Linked DNA regions of Mus musculus: region 1 is linked to region 2. Evidence: chromatin loops called from intact Hi-C (ENCODE). Cell type or tissue: heart. All regions are shown on one strand. Each heading gives the region's core, and the rest is flanking DNA. Links, peaks and the distances in the headings are about the cores only.

Region 1 (15,258 bases), core at 5,115-7,614, 1.1 Mb after region 2:
TCTATTCCTGCTGGATTTCTTGGGTTTCTTCTGCGTGGGTTCTTTAGCTGGATATGTGGGAGTCATTGGGGATCAATCTCACCACTGCTGCACTTGAACACAGTCTTCAGACAACACTGGCTACGTTAGCAAGTGTTCTCAGCCGTCTACTGTCTCCCATCTGAACACCCCTCAGCTAGTCTGCTGCTTCCACAAAACAGAGCCATAAGCTCAAGCTAGAGGATCATCAGCCATCCCTGCCCCTGTGTCACCAAGATTCCCACTTACCCAGTAACATACTGTGTCAAGGACGACATCTGGGCAGCAGCAACAAGAACTGGTTTTCATGCCCTGGTTTTTCAGGACCCTTAATTTTCAAGTTCTAAACAGTTTAATAGTGACTTTGCCATTGTATTGTTTGTTTGCTGTTAAAGTTGAGGGCAGGGGGTAGAGTTAGCTGTTTAGCCTTGAAGTCATGATCTTCCTGCCTCAACCTTCCAAGCACTGGGGACTGTATGTAGCCTGCACCACCACACCTGGCTTACTAGTCTGTCCCTTTTTGAATAAATGATTTATCAGACTTCTTGTTGCAGCATGCCGGCAGTCGGGGTGGGGGGAACAATCAAAACCAATGTCAAGTGAAATAATTAAGGTGTGGAAAACACATATTGTATAATTCCATTTCCATTTGTATCTGTTTCTAGGGACAGGAAAAGACCAAGCCCTGTGGTTTGAGGATGAGTAAACCCATGGTAATATGAGCAAAACAAGCTAGTATATATTCCACAACGGAAGACAGCAATTACGGCTGCAGAAGGGATCATGTCTGGAAAGAGATGCAAAAAACGGCAAGGTCAGGGCCTGGGATCCCATCACTATCCTGTTTCTTGCCTTGGGTGGTCATTAACAAATGTTCATCTCAGAATCATTTAAACAGGAAAACAACACACACAGGGTCTGGCATGATGGTTTGTGACTGTCTCCCCAGGAGTTTGGATGCTAAGGCCGGAGAATCACCCCCAAGTTGAAGGCTAGCCTTGGCTACATGGTGAGTTCCAGGAAAATCTGGGCTACAGAATGAGACCCTATCTCAACTCCCTAAGCAATTACACATGTGATGTCCTTGCATGTATACTGAATATTGCAATAGAGTGCTCAGTGGAGCATAGCACTCATTTGTTTGTTTAATTCATATTTACCGCTGACTCTAGTGAAAAGTGCACAATTCCAGACAGTTATCAAAAGAAATAAGAAGTCAGAGGTTTCTATTCTCATTTGTAGCTTAGTATATGGATACACAAAACATAAACACCTCACAGTAAAAGGTAATTTATTCTATTTTGTTTTTTTTTTTTAATGTATGGGGAGCACTGTGGATGTAGAAACCAGAGAGCGATAATGGGTGAATTCTTCAATGGCTCTTCCCTTTGTATATTGAGGCAGAGTCTCCTTCTGAAGCCAGAACTCTAGTTTCTTCTTCATCTCTGAAGATGCCCAAATCATTGTATGTAAAGACTGGGATGAGAGCATCCCAAGCAGAGAAAATAGCGAATCAGATCCTGGAACCCCTGAAAGAGGAAGCAGAAATTGGCATGCTGACTTAAGAACCCCCAGAGGATCCCCCTTGTAATGCCCTTTGGAATATGGAGCAAGGACTAACCATCAGAGAAAACAAACAAACAAACAAAAAACACGGGAAGCTAAATTCTCCTCAGGGAAAGATGGCTTTGCAACTGCCAGAACTTGTCCAGAGCCCCTGAAGAGTGCACACAGTCCCTATCACTCGAGTTGGTATTCCTCTCATGCTAATCTTTGCTGTCAGCATAATGCCTCCGGCTGAAGTCGTCTGACCTAAGATGGGCCACACAGATCCCGGCTCCCAACCCCAGCCTTAAAACACCTCTCTGCAGCAGGGTGTGGTTGGGAAGACTGGGCAAAGTGGGTGCTTCTATGGCAACCTCGCTGTTTCTATGGGGGAGGGGAGGGGTAATCTGACTGACTGTAGGATTTGGGGACCACCCCAAGTCACCTAGCATAGCATTTTTGCCTGAGGGTGTGAAATGTTGGTGTGCTGCCCAGAGAATTGCCTGGTGGGTTTAAAGTCCATAAATATCCTGTTGGAGGGCTGGCATGAGTAATTGTCCAGCTCTCTCTGGGGCTTGAGCTCCTCAGTCTGGTTTGTAGCTATTTAATTTCCTCCATAACACTGATACCCTTCCCAGTTCACCGGCTCAAGGCTGGTTTCTGTTCCTTGCAACACAGCAAGCCGATATGGCAGGGAACTGGCCCGCAATGAGATGATGATGGGACCTTTAGACTCTCCATCAGTGCTGAGGTTCTCGGATAAAGACAAATCTAATCTTCCTCCTCAGAAGCCATCGACACAGATGCACTGCAGAGACCCTGCAGGGCTCCACAGTGTGAGCAGGCAGGCTGGCAGAGACGGGATTCCACAAACAAGCTCAGTAGAACTTACAGTGATGTTCAGAGGACCCCTGCAAGGGGTGTTGCCAGGAAGGCTGTCCCCTATGAAGACGATGTCCATCCATAACGAATTGCTGGAGTCAAGGTGTTGGGCAGGGGTAGGAACCAGGAATACAAGGAGGGTCGTGAAGTCTTAACATGGCTCCTCTTCAGTAACAAACTGGACCCAAGGAAGCCTGAAGAATTCTTCATAAGAGCTTAATATGTTTTCTGCTAGAAAACACTTCTGTTAGGGAATGGATTTTTCAAGATTTATTTTATTATTCATTTATATGTGTGTGTACCAGTGTGTGCCTGTCTGTGTACACTGTGTACATGTGTGTGCATATGTGTGCATGTGTGTGCATATGTGTGTGTGTGCATGCGTGTGTGTGTGTGTGTGTTCCTGTGTGTCTATGTGCCTTCAGAGGCCAGCAATAATGGTGGCTATGAACCACTTTCTCAGTGCTGGGAACAGAACTCTGTTCTCTACAAGAGCAACAGGCGACCTTAACCAATGAATGAGTCATCTCTTCAGCCCTGGTCTTGGTGGTTTTTGTTTTGTTTTGGTTTGGTTTGTTTTGTTTTGTTTTGTTTTGTTTTGGTTTGGTTTGGTTTGGTTTGGTTTGGTTTGGCTTGGCTTGGCTTGGCTTGGCTTGGTTTGGCTTGGCTTGGTTTTTTTGTGGGATGAGGCCTCACGCTGTACCCCCAAGTTGATCTGAAACTCATTATGTGGCCCCAGGATGCCTTTGAACTCACACAGATTCTCCTGTTTCTGCCTACCTACCACTGGGCTTACATTTTTATTTCCATGTTCAGTGCCTCGGATGAACCCTGGTATCTACTCCTGCACGTGTAAATTTGGCGATGAGGCTGGGGGCGGGGGAAACTTGGGGCTCTCCACCTAATTCAGGACATGAAGGAGAGTGGATTGAGTGTGGAATTCAAGATAGGAAAACGTTCTTGCTCATTTACAATCAACCGTTTTGCAGAAAATTTCTTCTGCAAAGAAGCCCCCATTTCTTTATATCTCTAGCTAGAGGGAAAACATGCTGTTTTGTTGAACAGGAAGACCCTCCTCTCAGCTTTGCTAAACCCATCGGGCTGGGAGAGAATACGGGTTTTAAAAAGTCACTTTTATAAAACCAGAAAATCATTGCTGTATCACATTTCTTACCTTAGAATGGTGTTTCTTAATGGCATAAAGAAAACACAGCATATTTGATGGGAATCCATTGTCTTCCCCCTCTTTAAATTATTTAGTAACCTGGGGTAGCTAAGAAATTGTCTCTGCTCCAATAATTTGCTATGCTAATTGTGGCCAGCAAATGAGTAACTATAACCAATTACTCAAGGCTGGAAAGGGCTGAGCCGATGTTGGGGGTTAAGAGTGCAATTCGGTGGCTCGGCCTCCCAAACCTTCACTCAGAATCTCTCTGAAGACTCAAGAAGAAAAGCTTTGCAACCAGAATCGAGGGGGACCAGTTTTCTGATGGTGTCCTGGGGGACTCGAATGAAAGTCAAGCAATTTGAAGAATCTCCTCAGGTTGTACTCAGCGGAACTCCTGACCTCTGCTTCGTCCTATCTGTCGTAAGCCTTTATCAGGAGGAGATGCCAAATCACAGGCCATTTGGTGGCGTATAATTGCTTGACACTGACAGCGAGGGCTATATATCTTCTGTGTAGACAGAGGAGTGGGCACTTTAAATAGCAGAAGACGGATGACAAACACACATCACCATAACCATGAAAGGAAATCAAAGCAACACAACACCAAGACGGATACCAAACTAAAGCAAAATATGGATTGAGTAGAGATGGAGGGACATGATTAATAATGTACTGCTTCTAATCACATCTTCCCATATATACCAAAAACACTGAAAATTATGGAGGAAAGAAGGAGTGGAGGGGAGGAAAAAAAGGAGTTAGGTGAGGAAGGAGGGGGAGGGAAGGAGGAAGACAAGAGAACTGGGAAGGACAATTCAGTGAAGCCTTGATGTGGTCTGCGATGGTGTATAAGCTCTGAGATAAGCATGTGGCATGCTGTGATCAATGTATGAAGCACTGTGATTGGAGTATAAAGCGCTGTAATGAATACATGAAGTATTGTGATCAGTGAATAACACACTGCCATCAGCACATAGAACGCTAATCAGAGTATGCAGCACTGTGATTGGTGTATGCAGCGCTGTGATCTGTCTTGTGGCTACAGTATTCAGTGATCCTGAACTGTCCTAAGAGAAAGATCTTCAGTCTCCACTTTCTTGCCATCTGCCTAAGGAAAGTCTCAGGGTTAGTCTGTCTGTAAGTATTCTTTAATACTCTGTAACTCTAAACACAGGACAAAAACACAGCAAGTGCCAGGCCCTGACCTTCAGCACATAGTACCTAGGTCAGATTTAATTACCCCACTCTAATATATATATGGAGGGGTGTGTATTTATACATATGTGTGGAGCCAGTATGTGTTTATATTTTCATGGTCACATATGTGTGGCTGCACATGTATGGTGGTGCATGTGTGCATGTGTGTGCGCATGAATGTGGTAGTCCAGAGTTGAAGGCAAATGTCTTCTTCAATCAATCCCCCCTTACTTACGGAGGCAGGGTCTCTCTTTAACCCTAAAGGTCTCCAATTCTGGCTAGTCTCACTAGCCAACTTGCCAAGGGGATCTTTACGTCCCGGGTTCTGGAATTACTGGCAGCCAGTCCTCTTGCCTGGCTGATCCACTGGATCATATCTACAGTCTCTAAGTTATTCCCTCTGGGTACCTTCTACTTATGCAAGGGAAAAGGTTTACATTTGTGATTGTAACATTATTGAGATCTCTTTACTTCCATTTACATAAACAGAGATAAACACAAATGAGATAAATAAGGGGGTGTGGGCCTGGAGGTCCATCCCATATACAATCACCAAACCCAGACACTATTGTGGAAGCCAACAAGAGCTTGCTGATAGGAGCCTGATATAGCTGTCTGCTGTGAGGCTTTGCCAGTGCCTGACAAATACAGAAGTGGATGCTCACAGTCATCCATTGGACGGAGCACAGGGTCCTCAATGAAGGAGCTTGAGAAAGTACCCAAGGAGCTGAAGTGTTTTGCAGCCTCATAGAAGGAGCAACAATATGAATTAACCAGTACCCCCAGAGCTCCCTGGGATTAAACCACCAATCAAAGAAAACACATGGTGGGACTCATGGCCCTAGTTGCATATGTAGCAGAGGATGGCCTGGTCGGTCATCAATGGGAGGATAGGCCCTTGGTCCTGTAAAGGCTCTATGCCCCAGTATAGGGGAATGCCAGGGCCAGGAAGCAGGAGTGGGTGGGTTGGTGAGCAGGGGGAGGGGGGAGGGGGAGAGGATGTTTTGGGAGAGGAAACCAGGAAAGGGGATAACATTTGAAATTTAAATAAAGAAAATATCTAATTTAAAAAAAAATAAGGGGGTGTGGGGCAGAGGGAGGGGCAGGCTGACAGAGTAAACAGTAATGGGTCCAGAGTGGTCCAGAGAAAAATTTCTCGTAAGAACACTGAAACACTTTCAATCAGAAAATATCAGCTTAAAGGCTACCCTAATCCCTACCTTAAAGCTTACCCTAATCATTTTACACATAAGGAAACCAGGGCCTGGGGGTCAGCAGGAATCACCCAGTCCACAGTATGAAATGGTAGACACAAACTTAATCTAAAACTTCGTTCTCCACCTCCATTACCTCTAACCTTACTTAATTTGTAGGTCTTTCCAAGTCTGTGTGTGTTAGAATTGCTTAAATGTATCTGCTTTAAGAATCCAAGAACAACGGATGCACCCACAAAGGCAGTTGGAAAACTGAACAAACTGCAGGACCATGGTGACATCTAGTGGTAATCTTTGGTAGTGCACCTGTCTAGAAGACCTTTGATTTAATCAGGCTTACCATGAAAGCAGAAATATTCTTTTGTACACTGTTCCCTAGTTTGAGTTTGTCTGCTATGGTTATGAGATATACTTGAACAGTAATCCCACATATAGGATTATATGCTGAAGAATATATATATATATATATATATATATATATATATATATATTCAAATCATAGCAAAAGGCACATGACAAAGGCTTGTCATGGCACTGGTTATATTGAGTGTTTGGTTACAGTGGTCCTGACCACCAAGATTCCATCTTAGAAAGCTGCTGTGAATTCTCTTCTAATTAATAAGGGATTCATGGAGTAACAATGTTCGAGTTTGCAAAGCTGATGTTTTTGCTTGAAACCTCAATGAAGTAACAGTTGCAAAATAGTAACCTAATGCTGTCATTTTTTACTCTAATTTTACTCATTAGGATTTTAACATAAAAAGGGAACCTTCCCTATACTCCCATTTTTTATTAATTAATTCTTACATCATCCAGAGTCTTAGATTTCATGAGCTGACTCAGGTATAGATGACATCATCTGTATCTGAAGTGTCAGACGTAGATTACAGTTCTACATTAATTACAGAGTATATCTAAAGCTTCCTAATTTGCTGCAGTGGAGATTGGACTAGGGTGCCATGCATGTGAGGCTATTGCTCTGCCTCTGAGCCACAAAGCGAGCCCTCTGAACCTTTACACAACCTGTATCCAGGCCGAGCCCTTGCCTTAACCCCAACTATCACGCTTAATTTTGAATAAAGGAAGTGTAGTGTGAACCAGAGAAATGTCCTGAAATATAACCCTGCCTATCCAAAAAAAAGAAAGAAAAAAAGAAAAAAGGGAAAGAAAGAAAGAGAGAGAGAGAGAAAATAAGAGAGAGAGAGAGAGAGAGAGAGAAAGGAAGGAAGGAAGGAAGGAAGGAAGGAAGAAAGAAAGAAAGAAAGAAAGAAAGAAAGAAAGAAAGAAAGAAAGAAAGAAAGAAAGAAAGAAAGAAAATGGAGTTTCAATTGGGAAGTTGTCTATTGGCACTGGGGTTTTTTTTTTTTTTCCATTTTTTATTAGGTATTTAGCTCATTTACATTTCCAATGCTATAACAAAAGTCCCCCTTACCCACCCACCCCCACTCCCCTACCCACCCACTCCCCCCCTTTGGCCCTGGCGTTCCCCTGTACCGGGGCACACAAAGTCTGCGTGTCCAATGGGCCTCTCTTTCCAGTGATGGCCGACTAGGCCATCTTTTGATACATATGCAGCTAGAGTCAAGAGCTCAGGGGTACTGGTTAGTTCATAATGTTGTTCCACCTATAGGGTTGAAGATCCCTTTAGCTCCTTGGGTACTTTCTCTAGCTCCTCCATTGGGAGCCCTGTGATCCATCCATTAGCTGACTGTGAGCATCCACTTCTGTGTTTGCTAGGCCCCGGCATAGTCTCACAAGAGACAGCTACATCTGGGTCCTTTCGATAAAATCTTGCTAGTATATGCAATGGTGTCAGCGTTTGGATGCTGATTATGGGGTGGATCCCTGGATATGGCAGTCTCTACATGGTCCATCCTTTCATCTCAGCTCCAAACTTTGTTTCTGTAACTCCTTCCATGGGTGTTTTGTTCCCACTTCTAAGGAGGGGCATAGTGTCCACACTTCAGTCTTCATTTTTCTTGAGTTTCATGTGTTTAGGAAATTGTATCTTATATCGTGGGTATCCTAGGTTTTGGGCTAGTATCCACTTATCAGTGAGTACATATTGTGTGAGTTCCTTTGTGATTGTGTTACCTCACTCAGGATGATGCTCTCCAGGTCCATCCATTTGGCTAGGAATTTCATAAATTCATTCTTTTTAATAGCTGAGTAGTACTCCATTGTGTAGATGTACCACATTTTCTGTATCCATTCCTCTGTTGAGGGGCATCTGGGTTCTTTCCAGTTTCTGGCTATTATAAATAAGGCTGCTATGAACATAGTGGAGCATGTGTCCTTCTTACCAGTTGGGGCTTCTTCTGGATATATGCCCAGGAGAGGTATTGCTGGATCCTCCGGTAGTACTATGTCCAATTTTCTGAGGAACCGCCAGACTGATTTCCAGAGTGGTTGTACAAGCCTGCAATCCCACCAACAATGGAGGAGTGTTCCTCTTTCTCCACATCCTCGCCAGCATCTGCTGTCACCTGAATTTTTGATCTTAGCCATTCTCACTGGTGTGAGGTGGAATCTCAGGGTTGTTTTGATTTGCATTTCGGCACTGGGGTTTTTTTTCTTCAAAAAAATGTTAATGTTGTGCAAGTTATAAAAGTATCAGAAAGCAGTCTAAGCAAAGAAGATCACAGGACTATGACAGTTCTGTAATACAAGTGGGGACCCTAAGGGACACATAGTGTGTTAGTCAATGTTCACAGACATACTAGGGACAAAGGGACATTATGTTTGTACTTATTCTCAAAAGGTTCTGTATGTTTTGTTGAGAAACAGAAAGCAAATATGAGAACTGGAGAAACGGCTTGTGGCTATGAGCACTGGCTGCTCTTGCAGAGAACCCAGGTTCAATTCCCAGCACCCACGTGGGGTCCAGAAGCACCTGTGACTCCAGTTGCAAGGGATCTGGCATCCTCTTTTGGCATCTGTGGGCACCGGTCTCTCTCTCTCTCTCTCTCTCTCTCTCTCTCTCTCTCTCTCTCTCTCTCAACACACACACACACACACATACACACACACACACACACACACACACACACACCACACATACAGGCAAAACACTCATACACATAACATCCCCAAAAAGGATTCTTTTAAAGCAAGCAAGCAAATGTGTCTAGATGTCCACCACAGTTGAAGGGTGGGTAAGGATTTAGCAACTTTCCTGTAAGTTTGAAATTATATAAAATAAAAGTTGGCCAATGAGGAAAAAAAAATGAGATTTTAAGGAATTTTAAAATACTTTGTTAGAAAACAACCAAACCAAAATAAAGGGGTAAAAACTACACTCGTGTCTAGAGACTTGAGAATTTCAAAGCAGCAGAGCCTCAATTTCTTTTCATGACTCTGAATAGTTTGAGGTAAAGTGTGACTCTTTTCATTAGGGAATTACCCTGCTAGTCAAGGAAATCTATTATACATTATTAGTTGAGATTCCCAGGCTGTCTGAAAAATCCCTCAAAGGCACACACATGTGTATGAAAGCTCACACAGATAATATCGTGATGTACAGAAGACGATATCCAGGCAGAGTCCTAGCCTTGAACCCAACCACCCGCCTTTTATTTTGACTAAGGGGAGCTGGGAGCGAACCTAAAGTGTGCTCTGAAGTGCAATCCTTGCCACCTTAAAAAAAGAGGGAATACTAGTTGGGAATGGGATTTATTGGATGTGGGGATATAGGGTGATGGTCCAAAAGAGAACTAATTTGGCCATCAAATACTGGCTTATGTTACATTCTCTTAAGTGAATCTACCCTCCTGTAAGTCCGGTATATCATCTGCATTTAAATCACCCCCACCCAGGGTTAACAGGAGCAAGTGTGCTGGCTGACCTGTCTCTAGGCCAGACACGACATTTGGGGTGGTTTGGGACCAATGCATGATGGGGCTCAGTGTTCTGCTTCCATCCCACCCCACTCCTCCACCCGGAGACTCTCGTTCTCCATTGCTTGTTCTTGTTGTTGCTTCCAGGGAGTAGGTATTGTTTAAGAAAAGAAAAAATGGTCCGGGACTTAGAATTCAATAGTCATGAATTAAAATGACCATTTGGGCCCTGAGAAGACGGCTTCATGGGTAAAGAACTGCAGTTGTAAGCATGAAGCCGTGAGTTCTGATCTCCAGAATGTAGGGACTCTGGCCAGAGTCATAACATGGGGTCTCCCCTTGTACACTTATAAATTGCCATTTTCCTATGTGCCACATCTCTCTCCATTCTACCCAGAGGCAGTCCTTTGTATTTGTATTTGCCTTCAGAGACAAATACCCCTGCCCCCTTTTCCCTCCCCTTCTCCCTCATCCTCTATCCCCTGTATTTGTCTCTTATTCCTACCTCTGTCCCTCAAGAGTAAATAAATGTCCTCTGTGCTGAGAACTTGGTCTTGAGGGTCCTGAGCTGATATTTTTCCTAACATTGAACCCATGTAAATCTGAGAGTACTGGCCTGTGTATTTAACCCCAGTGCATCATTTACACTTAGATAGGAGACAGAGGCAGCAAAATCCCTGGACGCTTGCAAGCCTGGTACATAAAGGATGCAGGAGACTCTGTCTAAAACAAGGTGGGAGATGAGAACTGACCTCATATACACACTCACACTCACACACTCACACACACACACACACACACACACACACACACACACACATCTTTACATTTTTAATCTTCCAGCGGGTTTTTTTTTTTTTTTTTTTTTTTTTCCGAGACAGGGTTTCTCTTTATAGCCCTGGCTGTCCTGGGGCTCACTTTGTAGACCAGGCTGGCCTTGAACTCAGAAATCCGCCTGCCTCTGCCTCTCCAGTGCTGGGATTAAAGGCGTGTGCCACCACGCCCGGCTCTTCCAGCTTATTTAACCACTGTGAAAAGTCAGTTTCTCTGGCTGCTGCTCTGAGCAGCTGCTCTGTAGGTGGCGCTATTATACACGACGACTAACACCTGACCCACCTCTTGCCTAGCCTGCCAGAGTTCGTCAGCAGTTCCTAGCTTCCAATCAATTGGAAGGGCTGCAGGCCTTACATTCTCCACCAAACAACAGGGACCTCCTAAGAATCCAATCTTCTACATCAAGCTCAGATTTCCTAACACAATACCCCAGTTCCTCCATGACCTCAAAGGCCCCGACTATCTCCACCCTACACCCCGCCCCCTGCTTCCTTCCTTTTGCCTTCTCTCCCCTCGTGCCCGTGCCCTAGTTTGTCTGTGAAGTGTTCTGAATCGGAGGATGTACCTTGCATCTGTAGCATCAGGACCGGGTGCTTGAAACATGACTAAGGTGGACGATGAAATGAAGTTTTGATTTTTGAAATGGTATTTAAATAGTCATATGATTTAGTGGCTGTCATAAAGAATGGGCAAACAGCTCCGGGCCTCTGGCTGTTCCCTGGCTGTGCCTTGGTATGTGTGTACTCTTTCTCCTTTCCGGAAGGTTCAGGCTGAACTCCAGCTGCTGTGCACTTCCATAGGATAATGAGACAGAACAGGACAGCGTGGGGCAGGATGTACATACACTTTGCCGGGACAAACATTTAACCAACCATCTCTCATTGGTGCAAATAAACTGACATACCCTTCAGGGCAACTGTACCCTCTGATTCTCACCAACATCAGTGCTTTCATGAAATAGATGAGTTAGGCCAGGCTAGCCCTCGGCTGCCCTTGAATCCATGGTAGAAGGCAGCCGCAGATGGTCGCAAGTCACAGTTTATCCCACCAAAAGTTTCCCAGTATTGTTTGGATTTTGCAGCATTTTAGAAGTAGAGCCAACATTTTAAATGAACAAAAGGGATTTCACTACACTCAATATTCCCATTTTTTTAATTTAAAAATAAAATCAGAACATCAAATCACACTGACCCCATAATCATTTCTGCTCTGTGATAATCAGGACTAATAATTCTGATGTGGCAGCCAATAGCCACATACAGCTATTGCCACTAAAGGAAAATAAACTGTAGAAGTTAGTCACATATGTGTGCACACATGCACATACACACACATAATCCTCTTTCCAGGTTTATTATCTCCTTATTCTTAATCATTTTCCTGGAGATATCCCAGCTGTTGCCAACTTCTGTCTGTCTGTCTGTCTGTCTGTCTGTCTGTCTGTCTGTTTTTCTCTTAATCTTCCCATGGGCTTTGTTTCGGTGATGTTTTTCAAAACAAAAAAAGCTAAGAAGAGCCAGGCAATGGTGGCGCACGCCTTTAATCCCAGCACTTGGGAGGCAGAGGCAGGTGGATTTCTGAGTTCGAGGCCAGCCTGGTCTACAGAGTGAGTTCCAGGACAGCCAAGGCTACACAGAGAAACCTTGTCTTTAAAAACAAACAAACAAAGCTAAGAAGAAATCCCAAAGCATGTGGAAGACTGACTTTTCAGATTCAAATGTTACAGGTAATAGAACAGAGCAAAGAAGGGTGGGTGAGGACCATGGCGACCTGAATGGCATCCATCTCTCCAGACTACAGGAGACAGACCTCATGATTAACCTCTCAACAGCTTGGTAGAACATTCTGGTGACCGACATTTGCTATGAGAGGGTTTTAGTTACTTTTCATGTTGCTAGGATAAAATACCCTGACAAAGCAACCTAATGAAGGGGAGGTGGATATTTTGTTACACAGTTTGAGGGGTACTCTGTCATGGTAGGGAACTCAAGGTGGTAGCAGCTTGAGGCAGCTAGTCACACTGTATCTAAGTCAGGAAAGGAAAAAAAAGAACAAAACAAAACAAAAAACAATGAATGTCTGTGCTCTGATCACTTCCTCTGCTATACAGTCCTGGATTCTAGCCTAGGAGATGGTGCCACCCACGGTGGGTGGATCGTTCCACTTCAATTAACCCAATCAAGAAATCTCCCACAGGCTTCCCAGAGGCCCATCTCCCAGGTGACTCTGAGTTTCATCAAAACAACAACTGATATTAGTCACCAGAGGCTGCTGAATACTTAGAATATGTATCTGTATAATAATCAGTTCTTTGTATGACAATACAAGTATGCTAAAGAAAAGGGATGTGTCTATAGGCAAGGATGCAGAAAACAACTGTGGGATGAAATCGTTTCTGGGTGTGTGACCTGCAAGGAAGGGTATCAGGTGACATAGGACTTAAGGCCTCAACTGGATGTTGGGAGCAAGTGTCCATCAAATGAGGTAAAGCCATCAACCTTCTGGTGACAAACTATTAATTTTTTTTTTCAAAGAAGCAGATTCTTTTTAATGTGAAGTCTCTCCACTTTTGAATTTTTTTAAGAAACCTTTCCAGATTAGATATATCTGCTAGTCTGTAAGCACACAGGTGCCAGCTTGTCGTCCTGAGAGTAAGCAGGGGTGAGAGTCCGTGGTTTTGACTGGTACTGATTCGGGTGGAGATGGACTACAGAGAACAGAAAGGTTCAGTGTGGAGAGAAACTGTGTGATGACCCAGGGACACTGGACAACGTGGGGACCTACTATGAGACATCAGGAGTGTTGATCCTGGAACTGCAATTCCCAGATTTACGTGCTCTGGGTAGTCACCTAAGAATCTTTCAAAAATTCCCATTTCTAGGTCTCATGGCCACCTGGTGAAACTATAGTAACTGACGTGGGGTGGGACCCCAGGCGATTCCACCATGTTCACAGGGCTAATGCAACTGAGCTATGTAAGAGCACGTGTCTCACAGAAGGCAAGAGGGAGACACTTGAGTTTACTGAGCCCAAACTACCTCTGTCCTTAAAGTAGACTTCATATGCACACCTGTGACAAGATAGGATGGATATTCAGTTTATTTGAATAAAGACATATCTGTGACATTACATTAAAAATAGTCAAGTTCTCTGGGTTGGAGAGATGGCTCAGCAATGGCACTGCTCTTCTAGAGGACCTGGGTTCAATTCCCAGCACTCACATGGCAGCTCACTGATGTCTGTAACTCCTGTCCCAGTGGGCCCAACACCCCTCACACAGACATGCATGCAGTCAAATCACCAATGCACATAAAATTTAAATTAAATAAAAATTAAAATAGGTTCTTATTTTAACCAGTCAAGACTGCTTCCCATGGTGTGCGTGTGTGTGTGTGTGTGTGTGTGTAAAAGCTTTTGTTGTTGTTCAACATTCTCTCTTCCACCTACAGTGCCACTGTGCATTAATTAAATATTAGGTCTCATTTCTCCCTGCTTCATTTACTTGTTTTCTTCTCACCCATAAACAAGATTACAAAAACATTCCAAGCAGTGCCTTAGAAGGTGAGCTGCAGGCTTGTAAAACACACATCAAACATTTTAAATAATTCGGTAGAAGTTTGGCCAGCTGTCGACCCCCTTCCTCCGTCAACACACTTCTTAGCACATGTGTGCTTTCAGATGTCAGCCCCCACCTGCAGCAGCGCCAACGGCAGCCTCAGTGACGTTTGGATAGCACAATCCAGACCATCATAACAAACCAAAAATGCAAATACCCCTGACATCTCAGCTGTGTTCTCTTGGTTGTCGCTGTTGTTGGAGAGCGGTTTCAGGGTAATTTAGGAAGAGTAGAAGCTTTAAAAGAAACATTATTTAACAACTGGGGAGGCAAGAGGAACTTACACTTGCATGTGACGTCACATGTAGGTCTTAGGTTGATGGATTCATCCTGAGAAGGAAGAACTGAGAAGTTCCTAGACACAGACTGGACTACTGGTCCAAACCCTTCCCACTCATTTATTCCCACAGTGTGATCTCCTGGTCCCCACTGGGCTGTGGCTCCCAGAGATATACAGGAACCTCTCCGATAGCTCCCAACTTCCTATCTTGCTAGGTTTTGGTTGCTGTGTATTAAAGTTGATTTTACATGTAAATATTTCTTTACTTCCTGTTTCTTTCCCCCTTGTCATAGGATTCACCTTATCCACTCTTGTCTCAGATCAATAATTCTGAATATTATGATATCCCAGAAATTCTGCTTGATCTTTTCACCGAAGCTCACATATAGCACCTATTGGCTTAATAAAACCTTTCTTTTTCAAGGAAGATCTCATGTGGCCCCAGAGGGCCAAACACTTGAAAATTTCACTTTGTTGTAGTAGTTATTTTTCTTGCCAAGAATCAACTTAAGGAAGAAAGGACTGGTTTGACATAGTGTCAAAGAATGGTGTCTATCCTGGCAGGCAAGCATGGTGACACGGGTATGAGCTGCCACTGTTCCTGCAGTCAGAAAGGACAAAGAGATGATTGCTGGTGCTCGGCTCACTTTCCTCTCTCTAGTCAGCCT
Region 2 (15,258 bases), core at 5,927-8,426:
TCACGGGACTTGTGAGGGTCCTGGGGCAGAGACCATTGGTGTGTCTTGACTAATGAGATGTCCATTAATCCAGATTACATGGTATATTTCCTGTTTCTCGGAATTTTAAGCCACAATGGAAAGAAGAAAATCACTGTCAAAGCAGAGATCTCCATAGATATTCTTGTCTCAAGTTGTAACATCTCTGGGAGCCTGCTTGGGCTTCTGCTCTCATTGGCTCCAAAGGCCTCTTATCTTCTCTCTGTCTTCAAGACATTCTTAATCTTTTGAGACTTTCTCTTCTTGCTTTTATTAGAGCAATTTTACTATCTACACCCATTTCTTCAGGACTCCTGGCATCCTGTCCTCCATAGGGTAAGGCCCACCATGGCAAACTCAGATGGCAGTGGAGTTCAGGGAGGAGTGAGCCATGCCGTTATGTAAGAACTCAGTGTACCAGAGGACATTTGGTCTGACGAGAGGGGCGTGCCACTTCTGGGTTTTACCACCCATGCTGCTTTGTGTTGTTGGATCTTCTAATTTTTTAAGAAAAAAATTTCCAGATTTTTATGAGTAATCTCCCATGGGTCAAACGCTGGTTCAAATATTTGAAATGATTCTGGTGCGTCCAAAATGAAATAGCCACATGCTTGCTAACAGTTTCCATTACCAGTGTAGGTGTTTAAAGACAAAGTCCAGAGAAGAATTAATTCTGCAGTTACTTGGGCAAGAAAACGCAGAGCTTGGTATTGAATACATGGGGTGGGAGAAAGGGAAGAGAAAAAGACTAGAAGGAAAAACATGAGGTGAATTTCTCAAGGGTCCTCCTATCCTACAGAGGAAGATGTTTTAGCATTTGCTTTTCTCAACTTAGTTGCTGAGGGACTAATAAATTATCTTACTTTTGGTGCATCTTGCTCATCGAGTCTTGATCCTGAGTGATGTCATAGAATGGACAGAGAAGGAATTGATGCCCACTGGTTCTGAAGTCAACATTATGCCTCATGAGTGGTTGGAGTTAAGTTTGTGGGGTTTGTTCGGTTCATTCCCAGGCTTTGCTGTACGCGTTTGTTGATTCTTTTATTTGGAGAACACTGACAACTCTGGGTGAGATGTTTCTCAGGTATGAGAAGTGGAGAAGACCAAATATTATTGGTAACTGCTGGTATTAATACAAGTGCTCAATTTGGCTGAAAAGGGCACGTCTCTAATGAAGACCAGATTGGACAAAGAAGGGGCTTGCATGGAATGTCGGACATTTTTCTTTCTTCCATCGTAAGCTTCATGAGTGTTGTGGCCACCGGCTAAATAAATGTCACAAGGACTTGGTTTCCTTGCATTTATCATATCTGCTCCTCGTCATACTGGCTTTATTCCCAGGATCCTTATGATGTCATCTTGATGCATGCTAAGTTCAGCAGAGAGGCATTTCAATTGAGTAACTGTCTATCACTTTGGTCTGTAGGCATGTCTGTCGGGGGATTGTCTGGACTGTTATTTTGATGCAGGGCATTGGCACCATCACTAGGCAAGTGGTCCTGGGTTGGGTAAGAGTTAGCCAAACATGTGCCTGTGAGCAAGCTATGTTCCTTCACAGTTTCTCCTTCAAGCTTTGGATTGAGTTTCTGCCCTGACTTTCTTCAATGATGGACTGCGCCCTGAATGTGTAAGCCAAATAGATCTTTTATTCCCCCAAACTGCTTTTGGCTAGAGTGCGTTTTCACTGCAACAGAAAGGAAATTAGAACATCCTGGAAACTCCTTCCTTGCTGAGGACTGTAGAACTCTTGGAATGCAGCCCACAGGTTAACACAGCCACGACGAGTGTGACTTAATGTGGCACGACCCTGGGGACCACGAGTCCTGAGGACTTTATGCTGTTATGGAGTTCTGCTCTGGTTGCTGTCCTTACATCCCTCTTAATCTAAGAATTGTAGGAAAACTCTAAGGGGGCTTCGAGACCCGCACTGGGCAGCATTTCTGGCACTCATAATACTAATGCTTGATCTCTCTCGGGCATTGCTGTTGGAGCAGATTAATGATTCAATCACTACCCTTGGAAAGAACTTAGAAATGTAGATTGTCAGCTATGATCTCCACCCTTAGAAAACATTTGGAAAAATAAAATTGTTAGTGAAGCTAGGTCAAGATACTTTTGCTACTGGCTCTGATGTAGGAAATCGTAGGGAACAATCTGAAGTCCAGAAAGGCACACTCTTAATAGTTCAGCTAGGGAGGTTTTAAAGGCCAGGGAACAAGAACAATGGCAGCACTGAGTGACTCTCACTGAGGCCAGACTGGTGATGATTGATTTCTTATACCCAGTTTTGCCCTCAGCTTCCATTTATGATTTGTTAAGAATTGCTGATGAGTAGATATGCATTCAGAGGATTTGAAGTAGATATAACTGATTTTTTAAATGAAAGTTTATATTTGTGACTCTTTTAAGATTCATACAAGATTACTTTTAAAGATAAATAATAAAATAATAAATCCTTTCTTTGTAACTGCAAATTGCTGCCTGTCAGGAAGAGAAAGTGGCTGAGAAAACTCCCTTGCTTGCTTACACTTTGTTAATCTATAACAAGTTGCTTAGTTACATATGTACGTGGGTTCTTGGGAATAAGTTTTCCCTTACCGGTGCTACATAATGTTATTTCTTGTAAAGGTATTGAGGAATATACTGTTTTTTCATAGTCATTCATTAGAAGAAAACTAAAACATAACCACATTGTAATTTTATACTGCTTGAAAGAGTTGCTGGGATATTTAAGCTATGGGAGAAAAAAATAGAAAAAATAAAGTTGTTGGAACATTGTTCCTTCCACCCACGAACTGTGTGAATGTATGTATGTATGTATGTATGTATGTATATACGCATACACACACAAACACACACACACACACACACACACACACACACACACACACGGTTGCATGATATGCTTGGAGCCTGCTTGCTTTGCTCCAGTCATTCAATGTGTGAATATGTATATGTCTGTTTGTCTGAAGGTCTGCATGTATGCATGTCTTAGTCGGGGTTTCTATTTCTGCACAAACATCATGACCAAGAAATAAGTTGGGGAGGAAAGGGTTTATTCGACATACACTTCCATACTGCTGTTCATCACCAAGGAAGTCAGGACTGGAACTCAAGCAGGTCAGAAAGAAAGAGCTGATGCAGAGGCCATGGAGGGATGTTCATTACTGGCTTGCTTCCCCTGGCTTGCTCAGCCTGCTCTCTTATAGAACAAGACTACCAGCCCAGAGATGGTCCCACCTACAAGGGGCCTTTCCCCCTTGATCACTAATTGAGAAAATGCCTTACAGCTGGATCTCATGGAGGCATTTCCTCAACTGAAGCTCCTTTCTCTGTGATAACTCCAGCTGTGTCAAGATGACACAAAACTAGCCAGTACACATGCATGTATTGAGAGGCCAAACCTACTCCATCTTGGGACCAGACTCCATCTTAAAAGAAAAAGAGCCTGAAAATCTGACCTTCAGCTGAATCCAAGCTACACCCAAGTACCAGAGAGAACCCCATGGCTGGTCCTCGGCCCATACCCCAGAGTTACTCCCTAGGTATCTTCTAACAACAGCCCATCAAGATAAGTCTGGTTGTTTCATATGTACTTTCAGACCATTTGTGATTGTTCATAGTTTCGCTTCAGAGCACCCACCTGTTGGCTACCAATAGTCATTCAGTTAGATGCTTGCTAGGATAGACACCCTCTCACTTGCTCACCATTTCCTATGAAAACCTTGTCCTGCTGCTGAGGGTTCGGAGCTGCTCCACCTTCCCATCCTGTTATGTCAGGGTTGGATGTCAGGGAGCCTGAGCCTGAGCTGAAATAGAGACCTTCTGTGATTACATCAGAGTCGGCTCCTGGTTGGTCTTTGAGGCTCTTGAATGATGTACAACCTATGTATGTATGTATGTATGTATGTATGTATGTGTGAATGTGTGAAGTTGCTGGAACTTGTTTTGTGCTTCAACCATTCCCTGTGTGTGCATTTGATTTCCTTTCTCTTCTCTAATCTCTGGCTGCCTTAGGCAGCTGCCCTGGTCAGTATCTGGACCAAGCCCTGTCAGCTGCTCTCCACACTGACTCCAGCCAATGCCGCTCACTGCCTGCCTTGGTTTATCCTGTAGTGTCAAAGCTGATCATTGGCACTTCCTGGTACAAACCCAAGAGAAATCACGATGGCGTGCTCTTACCAGTCAGTCTCAGACAGACCTTCGAGGTTCTGATCTAACAGATTGCTAAGACTAGAGAATTCCTTGTTTGACTGGCTAAGCTTAAATCAAAATTAGTTCCCTTCTCTACACTCTCCTATCACAGCCTGGACTGGAGTCAATTCTCTTTAAAGCAAATTGACTGAGAGTTGGAGGCCCCAGGGCAAAGCTGTAATGCTGATAAGTACAGAAGGGTGTCTGGATGTCAGGCAGAAAACATCAAGTGTCTACGGCAAGTGGTTACTCGAGGGGGCAGTGTATAATTTCCCCTCTAACTCCAATCAGGTTGGATTCTCTTTGGCGTTTCTAACTAATGTTTTGGTGGCAAATAATGTTAACATTGGAGAGTGGAAACGGGGCTTTTGGAAGTCAGATAAGTCACCAAGTGCCCACATCTTGTCTAAACAATAAAGCTAAATGCTCTGTGAAGGTGGGAATAGTGTCTCATCTTGCTTAGTTTTACTCACAAATTAAGCAGGTCAACCCCCCCCCCCCCCGCAACAGTCAGAATCACTGAGGAGTCTATGACACAAAAGCAATGGCAGGGACACTGTGCCCCATCCTCAATCTGCTGCGATTTGAAATTGTGCGACATCAGCAAATGACTCAGTTATCCCAAACATCATCTGTTCAATGGGACTAATGGAATATTTGGGCTAGGCTGTTATGAAGCATGAGAATTCTATAGAATGATTGCTACACAGTCTGCACTCAGTAAGCACTAGGATTTATTTATCTATTTGTGTATTTATTGGTTTTGGGCATTGGACACAAGGCCTTGCATATGATACACAAATACTGTACCACTGAATTCCATCTTCAGTCCTTGTAGTTCTATTACATTATGAACATTTTTATTATCTTATTTTATTCTTCCAACATAGGAGATGGTAGGAAAACAATATCATATAGTCCATTTATCAATAATAAAAAAAAGAAGGCTAGAAAGTCTAACCTTCTCAGCCAGTATCATATGTAAGGAAAGGGTGGAGGCGGAATTTAAGTCCAATTTTTCCTGACTCCAAATGTCATCTCCCTAATTACCATTCCATCCTTCCTTTCCATCCTTTAATATACTAACTGAGAAGACGTGAGGTCACCAAAGCCCTGGATTTCTGTTCCTGTGTGGGTGGGTGAGCCAAACCACTGGGAATGTGGGAAGAAACCAGAGAAGCCTTTGCCTTCTGCAATCTATTTATCTTTTCCCACACAGTGGAGTTCTGCAGAATCCTAATACCAAGGCTTTGCTAATAAACGCCAGCAGATGTACAGATTTAGCTTACGCTTTGCTAGACTAGAGCCTCTGAGAAACGTTCTGGTCTCAAACACCTAGAAGGAGATAGGTGCATGATTCATCTTCAAGCTGCGATGGATGGTACACATGGAGCCACCTGAGCCTCTTCTTTGTATTGTGGGTACTCAATGTGGATTTCATTCAGCACTTATAGGTCATTCACTCAACTCCAGGCACTGTTTAAAGTGCCTCAGATATACTGGGTTTTCTTGCCTAATCCTCTCAAGTGACCCCACAGGGTAGACGTCCAAGCACAGCAAGATGAAGTCACAGTGTCACACAGGTGGCCACTAGAACTTCTAAGATTTGAACCCAAACTTGCTTTGTCACGGAACGTAAACGTGTTATCTGCTAAGGATCCAAGCCATCACTGGCAAGTCATACATTGTTGAGTGACGCTTAACTCTTCCTCTGCTTGTAAAACATAAAAAGTATATGACCTCTGCCTAATGTGAACCTCTCCAGCCCCTAACATTTGAAAGGAATCTGTTTTTGAGTTAGCTGGACTGCCTTATCTGATGGACAATGATCTCTTTCACTGACCCATGAATCCATTATGTTGTAAATTCTGCCTGCACACTCCAGGCAGAATGTATATTCTACTTCTATTTACAGGGTAAACATAATATTCTATTTGTAATGTGTCTGTCTCTCTCTCTGTGTGTATTTGTGCATGTGTGTGCATGTTTTCTTCAATTGTTCTCCACCTTATTTTTGGGACAGGTTCTTACCTTGAACCTGAATCTCACTGAGTGCACTGCTTGGGTTACAGGTATGGGCTGCTGTACCCAGGTTTTCATATGGGTTCTGGAGATCTGACCTCAGGTCTTCATGTTTGCACGGTAAGTACTTTACTGACTGACTCTACTTCCCTAGCCCCAGCTGTTCAGTTTTTATGCAATGACCTTACTAGATACCAGGGTATAACTTGTGTCCAATAGTGAGCCAACTTTGGACATTTGGGGATAAAGCCTTTAGACACACCTCAGGATAAAGAAGTTAGGGTCCACCTGGGGATTGGCTCTTGGCAATTGGGATTAATGTCACTGGCTGTGTGCTCTCCTCCACACCTGTTTCTGGACCGATGTGACGTGCTGGCTTCACACGAGTGTTCTCTCAACACCTCTTCCTCCTGCTTGCCCTTGCCCTTCCTCTTGGTCTGGGGCCCCACTCCTCCAGCAGCATCCCATCTGAAAACCCTTGACCAGAGTGGCCTTGTCATGTCTCACCAAGCCCCATCTGTGTTTGGGACGAACATCCAAGCATTACACACTCTTCTCTAAGAGTGTAAAATGTTGACTGCGCCACTTAGCCAAGGTTCCCGCCCCCCAATCCTCACCCCCAGAAGAGGACAAAGAGAGGCGAAGCCCGAGGAAACACGGACATTTCTGTGTGAAACTGAGAAGACATCCTGTTCCACTCTGGCTCTCATAAACATTAAACTTCTTTTTAAATGGTGATATTTCTAGCCTATTCTGACTGAAATGTATTGATTTTTTTCCCCTCTGTGAGTCACTGCCTATTTTTCCTTCCTACAGTAGAAACATATTAAATATCAATGTGATGATAAAAAAACACATATGTGTATGTGTGGGTGGGCAGATGAGAGCGTGAGGGGATTGTTTTTACAAACTCTCAGAAAGGAAATGGCTTTCTTACAGATTCCCACATCGTCATCCAGCTCCTCACATCCTCAGTCCACTGAAACAAAACCAAATAACCATTTCCGGTTTGAAAGCCAGCAGGGGAAAAATTTCAGAAAGTTCCGGCGATGGTCCGCCATTTCGGGGCTATGTGTCTATATACTTAATATATATCAGCAATTTGAGGTGGTGAGGGAGTCAGGCTGCTATTCCTACTTTGGGCAGTAGAGGGCAGATGTTTCCACTCCTGCCTGGCTGATATTACCCAGGCAACAACATTATGTTTATGCAAACAGCCTTTGACATAATAGCTTTGCAACAGCTGAAAATTGAATTGTGCCTTCAGGCCAAACATCTAGACCACCGCCTTTGTTAGATTCCTCTGCCGCAGTAAATTGCGCTCACCCTTGGCTCCGGAGCTACTTTCCCCTGGATTCCAGGCCCACGATAACTTTAGAAGAAAGACAAATGCTATTTCTTCACACAAATGGTCCTTACGTATTTTTTTTTGTTGTTTTTTTGTTTTTTTGTTTTTTTCACTTCCAACTCTCATCTGAGGGCCTGAAATTGCTGCGTGCATTTCTCCAGCCAACTGAAGAAAGAAAATAAAAAGAAAACCCGAGACCTACACCAAATCCATCGAATTCTAGAATCTCTGTGGGTTCCCACAGCTTTTTAGTGCTTCCACTTGATCTAATTAGGACTTCGCCTCCCGAAATAAATACCTAATAAAGAATGAACCTATTAACAGACTAAATTTACTACACGCCCATTTGTGTGAGTCCTTTGCGCGTTTTCTTGAAGTGGTAATGCAGATGAAACTGAACGTTGTTTGAGTGGATAATGGTCTCCCGCTGTAAGATGGATTGTAGAAAGTAAAGGTGGGGCAGGAGGGGGGAGCAGGTCGCTTTATTGAATTCCATAGATGATAATGGTGTCACCTGAAATAGCTTCCTGAATAGAGAGTAAAGGGGAGAGAAACAGCAACATCCACAGCCAATGTGCAACCGGGGAACAGTTGGTTTTCTTGGAAGTAATCTTACATTGGTTTTGGGCTCATTGTCCTAGTTTTGGTGTGTGTGTGTGTGTGTGTGTGTGTGTGTGTGTTGCTAGAAGGTAGATTTAAAAATAATATTTTATTTTTAATTAAATTGTGTGTGTATGTGTGCTCGTGCGCACTACATGTGAGTACAGATTCCTGAAGAGGCTAGTGATCTCAGGTCCCTAGGTGCTGCAGTTGCAGGTGCTTGTGAGTCACCTGACCTGGGTGCTGAGAGCTGATCTGGGACCTTTTGCGAGTCATGCCCTTTAAATGATGATCCGTCTCTCCAGCCCAGAAAGCAGATTTCAGAGACAGTTGTTGTTGGGCCTCATTGATATCCTGGTTGGCTTTTGTTGTTGTTGTTAACTAGACACAAAAAGGTCTTATTAGATTGACTACGGCAAGTCTCTATAGAACATTTTCTTGATTCCTGATTGGCATGAGAGGGCCCAGCTCATTGTGGCTGACGACACCCCTGGACTCATGGTCCTGGGCTGTATAAGAAAGCAGGTCTAGCAAGTTGTGGAGAGCAAGCAAGTAGGCAATGTTCTTCCGTGGCTTTTGCTTCAGTTGCTGTCTTTACATTCCTCTCTTGAGTTCTTGCCATGGCTGTCTTCAGTGGACTACGGCCTGGGATCCATAAGCAGAAATAAACCCTTTGCTGATTGCTTGTGGTCATGGTGCTTAGCACAACAATAGAACCCAAGCTAGGAAAACAGATGCTTTCGGAGAAAAAAAAATAGATAATGTCAGTATGAAACTGAAACTTAGTGTGTAGGGGTGTAGTAGAATTCATTCATTAGCAAATATTCACCAGATGCCCACCTGCTACAAAGTAACTCTGAAATTGCAGCTTGGATACACGGTGGAAAGGCAAGTCCCAGGTGTTCTGTCCGTCTCTCTTCTCTTCTCTTCTCTTCTCTTCTCTTCTCTTCTCTTCTCTTCTCTTCTCTTCTCTTTTCTTTTTTCTTTTTTGGTTTTTCGAGACAGGGTTTCTCTGTATAGCTCTTTGGCTGTCCTAGAACTCACTCTGTAGACCAGGCTGGCCTCAAACTCAGAAATCTGCCTGTCTCTGCCTCCCAAGTGCTGGGATTAAAGGCGTGGGCCACCACTGCCTGGCTTACTTATTTCTTTAGGTTGCTTCCCAACCTTGATCAGCTTGTAGCCCCCCACCCCCCTTTGTTGGTCAAGACATTTTAATAGATCTCCAGGTATCAGAAATAGGTCTATGAATCAAACACTGACTGATAACAAGTCATGAAGAAATTAGTCTTAAAGCATTTATTTACTACACAATTTCCCCGTTAAAGTTCAAAGCAAATTTGCACCCTAGTGAAAATAAATAGGGCTTTTTATTATTCATGGTTTTACTAATTTTTAAATACTTATTTTTAAGTGTGTATGTGTGTATGCATGAACACACATATACATGCGCTGAGTACAGTGCTATGGAGCTCAGAGGCATTGGATTTCCAGGAGCTACACTCGGTGAGCAGCCTGAGGTGGGCACTGGGAACTGAACTCATGTCCTCTATAAAAGCAGAGTATACACTCTCACCTCTGAGCTTTCTCTCTAGAGAATTAAATTTCATAGAGAATTAAATTACATAGAGGAGAATTAGATCTTGGCTGAATATTTGCTACTACAAGACTTAGAACATTTTCACCATTTTAAAAGAGCTGATTGATATTTTAATTTTATAATAACCAGTGCCAAAGTGCTCCTTTGATAAATACGTAGTCCAAAGGGCAGAAATGGATGGAATGTCTGCCCTAATCTCGACCCTAATTCACTTAACAAGTACTTATAAGTTCAAGTCTCCAATGCTACATTAGTTACTTTTCTGTGAACTAAAATAAGACACCGCCATATCAAGGCAACTCATGGAAGAAAGAGTTGATTTACTTGTGATTCCAGAGGTTTCCGTCTATGGCAGGGTGGAGACAGCAGGCAGGCATGGTGGCTGGAGCAGCGTGCTCTGAGCTCACATCTTGTACTAGATGCCCAAAACAGACAGTAACCTGGAGTCTTTAAACTCTCAAAGTCTGCCCTGGCTCCAAGTGATGTATTTCCTCCAACAAAGCCATGTCTCCTAAGCCTCCTAAATAGTGTCACCAGGTGAAAGTCAAATATTCAAATAATGCAAGTTTATGGGGGACATTTTCATCAAATTACAAAAAAAATCAAACAGCATTTAAAAAATTAAGCATTCTAACACAATCCAAAGGTACATTAATTTGATACTTAAATGCCAAGAAAGGCCAGGAGGAAGTTATAACATCTTTGTTTTCTGCAATAAACAATTATATTTCTGTAAATACAGGACAAACATCTACACAGTAAAAACATAACAATTTATGACATTTCATTGTTTCACATATGCGTGTTAGGCAGATTTCATTGGCATTGTGGTAAGACAGTATATGCAGCACACAGTGTGTATGCAGCACCCAGTGGGCATACTATGTGTTTAGAGCCAATACAGCAGTGATGTCTCATGACACAACATGGAGGTAGACTGTGGGGAAACATCCAGGATTCATAACACATTTGATTTTAAATTAATATTTTTTTGGTCCCAGCATTTGGGAACTTTTTACCAATTAAAAAAAATTTAAACAATTTATTTTGAGTGTGGTGTGTGTTGGGGAAAGAGGTAGAGAACAATGGGAACAAATCTATTTTCTTTTTCCACCTATAGATCCCAAGAATTGAACCCAGGTTGTCAGGCTTGCCAGCAAATGCCTCTACCCACTGAGCCATCTTACCAGCCTGACTACCAAGTATTTTCACAGTGGGACCACAGCTCATAGTTTAAGGAACCAAGCCTTTGAAAATTAATGCTAAAATATATTTTTATAAGAAGAGAGGGCTAGCGTGATGGGTAAGTGGGCAAAGGTGCTCGCCACCAAGCCTAGAGAAAGTGAATCTGATCCTTAGAACTCTCACGGCGGAAGGAGAGAATTGACATCTGCAAGTTGTCCTCTGACCCCTAATGTTCACCATGGCATATCCCAATAGATAGATAGATAGATAGATAGATAGATAGATAGATAGATAGAAAGATAAATGTAAAAAATAATAAAGGAGAAAATGTTTGGCAGATGACTTAGTTGACAAAGCATTGCTGAGAACATGAAGACCTCAATTTGATACCACAGAACTGGAAAAGTAGACACAGGAAGAACTCTGGGCCCAAATTTATGAGCTATGGGTTTAGTGAGAGACCCTGTCTCAAAAATAAAGCAGTGAACAATGAGAGACATGTCTAGCATCAACCTCTGGCCTCCACATGCTACACACACACACACACACACACACACACACACACACTATACACACACACACACACACACAAACACACACACAGACATGCTATATATATATACACACACACATGCTATATATACATACACAAACAAACACACAGCCTCACAAGAAAAAAAGGGACAATTTTTAAGAATAATTTTAGGAAAAATCATGTGACCCCCATACCATCATGGGACAGAGAAGGCTAGAGCTTACAGTAGACACTCTGTCTGTTGGAAATACATTCCCAGACTTGCAGGGGCTGTTTGAAACTGTGGATAGTACTGAACTGTGTGTGCCTGCCTGTTTTTTCTGTACTCAGATACACGAGATAACATTTAATTATAAATAAGGCAGCATAAGGGATTGAAAACAATGAAAACACCCCTGACAGCAATTTATACTAGAAATTGTGAATATGTTCTTTCCATTAAAACATTTTATTGTACTTTAACTCTCTCAAGGAAAGGAAGAACTCCACAACTTTCTGACATTGGTGTACTGCCAATATCTCTCACCTCTTGCTTTGGCATCATTTTAGTGAAAGCAGCCTCTTTGATAACCCACATAGCAGCTAAATGACTAATGGGTGGGTAGCATGTATAGTGTGCATACACTTGGCACAGAGGCAAGTCGTAGGCCAAGCAGGACAAAATACAATGGTGTAAGGTTTCATTATACTACTTTAGATGACACATGATCTCACATTTGTCTATCTGTCTGTCTGTCTATCTATCTATCTATCTATCTATCTATCTATCTATCTATCTATCTATGGTGTGTGCGTACTTGCACAAGTAGAGAGGTCAAATGACAACTTGTTGAAGTTGTTCCTCTCCTTTCACCATGCATGTCCTGGACATTGAACTTAGGTTATCACATTTGGTGGAGGGCACCTTTACCCGTGGAGCCATCTCACTGACCTATAATTTCAAAATTGCAGCTTATATATAGAATTTTCAAGTTTTATAATTTTTGAACTATAGCTAAATGCAGGTAACTCCAGGCTCTCAAAATGAATAATGGAACAAGGGACAAAGACTGTATTATGGAGCCATAAATTCAGTTACTAGACTTAAATACAGACACAACCCTTTTCTGGGACTTGGGCTCCTTTTCAGGATAGAAGTCTATAATTATTTCTCTTTAGTTTGTCTAACTATATATAATTTGAATCAAAAGAAAGAATATGTTTATCAGTGCCTTTGTAGAAGGCGATAATGATAGAGGTTATTATGCATTGCCATTTCTCTAGACTTTACCTATAGGACTTCAATACCCTGTTTGAAAAGACAGGGGCAACGCTGGTTGGTGAATGACAAACAAGTTCAGTTTATGGTGATGTGGTCATCACTCTGATCAGAGTGATGTACCATACCATGTGAGGTTTAGGAGATGAGTGGGGCTTCTAGGGCAAACAGTGGGTGGGGTTTATAAAGAGATGGGCAGGTGTCAGAGGCTGGGCCATTGGGACACTGGTAAGCCCTGTGGCAGTTACACTGTGCTAGCTGTGTGTAGGATGGAGGGGTCCTAGTGGGTGCAGCTCAGCTTCATGGTGATCCTACTGGCTTCTGACAAAGTACACACACATCTGTTAGATTGATAGCTAATACTCTGCTTCCCATGCTTGTGTGGTTGTCACCAGTGCTAAGACATTGCTGGGAGATGAAGGCACCGTTCATATCTTACCCCACTTTCTGAGAAGACAATGCTTGAAGCCCTAGCTTTCTTAGATCACGCCATGCACACACCATTTTGAAGGAAACGAGGTTCTCTTGGTTGCAAAGAGGGCAATCCTGTCTTCCTTAACAATACTTTCCACCGCAGATTGCTACCACACAGGATGTTCTTTTGGCTGCTAGAATTCATTTTTTTCCCTTTTAAAATTACATGAAAACACAATGCAAAAATGTTCTCGAATCTCTCAGGCTCTTGAGAAAATGTGCAGAGTTTACAAGAAAAAAAGGGGAGGCCTTGGGGACGGGCACAGACCCTCAGCAAAGGAAAGCTCATCTCTGTGACTTTAGAAAGCTGTTTGGGATCTACTATTTTGGGTTCCCAGTGGGCTTTAAATTTAGCACTGCAGATGGCTCCCCATACCTCCAGGCTCTCAGCTCTGCTCTCAGCCCCCTTTCTCCAGGAGTTTTCTTCATACAGCTAATCAATAGACATCCCTTTGATTCTCACAATGCTGGAGGTTCTCACTGGCCCTCATCCGGGCCTCTCAACCAAGAAGGTATTCGGTTCCCATTCAAAGGCACCATGGCTATCCCCAGTGCCTTACTCCAAGTGTGAGTGTTATACTTTGTTGGAAGTTTTAGGGACTGTGAGATGGCTCAGTGGGTAAGCTTGCTGGCTGCCAAGCCCGAATGCCAGCGTCCCATCCTCATTACCCATAGGGTAGAAAGAGAGGACCGACTGCCGCAAGTTTTCCTCTAGCACCCAAATAAATACATGAATACCTAATAAAATAAAATATACATCTCGATCTCTTTCTCTCAATCCCCAGAAGCCTACTTCTTTTCCTTTGAGCAATCACCATTGTAGAATCCTCCTGGCAGAAATATTCTGTGAATCCATGATCATATATGACCATGCTATTTGCATGTCATTGGGCTAACATGGACGATTCATATGTGTGTTTTGAGTTTTAATTACCCACTCATACAGAGAAACATCCTTGATATTAGAAACTTCCTGTTAGGTCCTCTCATAGAACTTACCATAATTGTTTGAACCAAATCTCTGATGCTGGGTATTCAGGTCACTGTAGTTTTGTGCTTCAGTAAACAGTAGCCAATACGACTGCTGGCTGTCATACACACAAGCAGGTACATTTCAGCATAGACCACTGGAGCTTTAGTTGTTGAGCTAAATGAAGTGTGCATTTTAATTTTGCTAAGTAATGTTGACTTGCTTTTCTCAGAGGTTAAACCAATGCAGATTCCCATTGATAAACCTTGCAAATCTTTTTTTTCCCACTTTAATACAAGATAACACAATTTAAAAAAAAATCTTGTCAGTCTAACAAGTAAAAGGTAAACTTTCTATGTGGTTTTGAATGTTTGTTTCTCTTCTAAGCAGATTAAATACAGCTTTTCTGCAAAGCTGTCCTCGCTACTCGTGAGGGGTCCATGACCTCGTCTACTTTCCCTTGTGTAGTTGGATTTTTTTTCTCATTGATTTATAACAGGTCTTTGCATATGAATAAAGTAGATTTTGGTCTAGAGTATTCATTACAACTGATTTTCTTTTAGCTTGCTATTTATCTTTGGCTCTTTTTCTGGAATCTTCTTTCATGCAGAATTGTTTTTGGCCTGATGCATCTCTGCTTCCTTTTTGGACTTTGAGTTGTGCAGTGAGCACAGAAGTTTCCTCTCTTGGAGCATCCTGTCATCCTCCCCAGACTCTCTCTCCTCTAGGAGCCTGACCAACGTTTCATTTGACCATCAGTCTTTGACATAGCTGAAATCCTTTCTGGGTCTTGGATGGCTCAGATGTGGAACATCTCCCCCGACTCCCACCATGATTATTAGGTTTTCTTAAAAAAGATTTAATTATTTTACTTAGTTTATTTATTAAGTATGTGTGTGTTTCTGTATGTGCATGCAGTGCCCTCAGAGGTCAAATAGGATGTCGGATTCCTTGGAGCTGGAATGATAGCAGTGAACTGCCTGATGTGGGTGCTAGACACCAACTCGGATCCTCCAAAGAACAGAACCTACTCTTAAACCTTCTCTCCAGCCCCTGA

The links. Hi-C counts contacts between places; a loop is a spot of excess contacts. Peaks named below come from ENCODE experiments on the same cell type or tissue, not always from the same donor. Only the 100,000 strongest peaks of a DNase experiment are listed, where the experiment ranks them.
Region 1: a loop joins it to region 2, with 6 times the contacts of the local background. A loop is called at or near these places in 7 of 42 quality-filtered maps.

The regions. Positions count from the first base shown.
Region 1 is chr11:44,577,265-44,592,522 of GRCm38, reverse strand. It overlaps 4930597A21Rik (RIKEN cDNA 4930597A21 gene), which reads right to left and starts at 6,206. Exons shown (of 4, transcript NR_126460.1): 1 at 6,173-6,206; 2 at 5,046-5,221; 3 at 2,456-2,689; 4 at 1,294-1,547. Gm39815 (a long non-coding RNA gene) reads left to right here. Exons shown (of 3, transcript XR_879811.3): 2 at 684-832; 3 at 968-1,424. In heart, for the core only: a CTCF peak has its summit at 6,306 (motif pointing left); no DNase peak of the experiment used is centred there.
Region 2 is chr11:45,671,009-45,686,266 of GRCm38, reverse strand. The region is part of intron 3 of Gm39816 (a long non-coding RNA gene); the gene reads left to right. Among named protein-coding and RNA genes, the nearest start is that of Gm35282, 25 kb to the left of the region's middle. In heart, for the core only: a CTCF peak has its summit at 7,376 (motif pointing right); a DNase peak (open chromatin) is centred at 7,366; H3K27ac peaks cover 496 bases.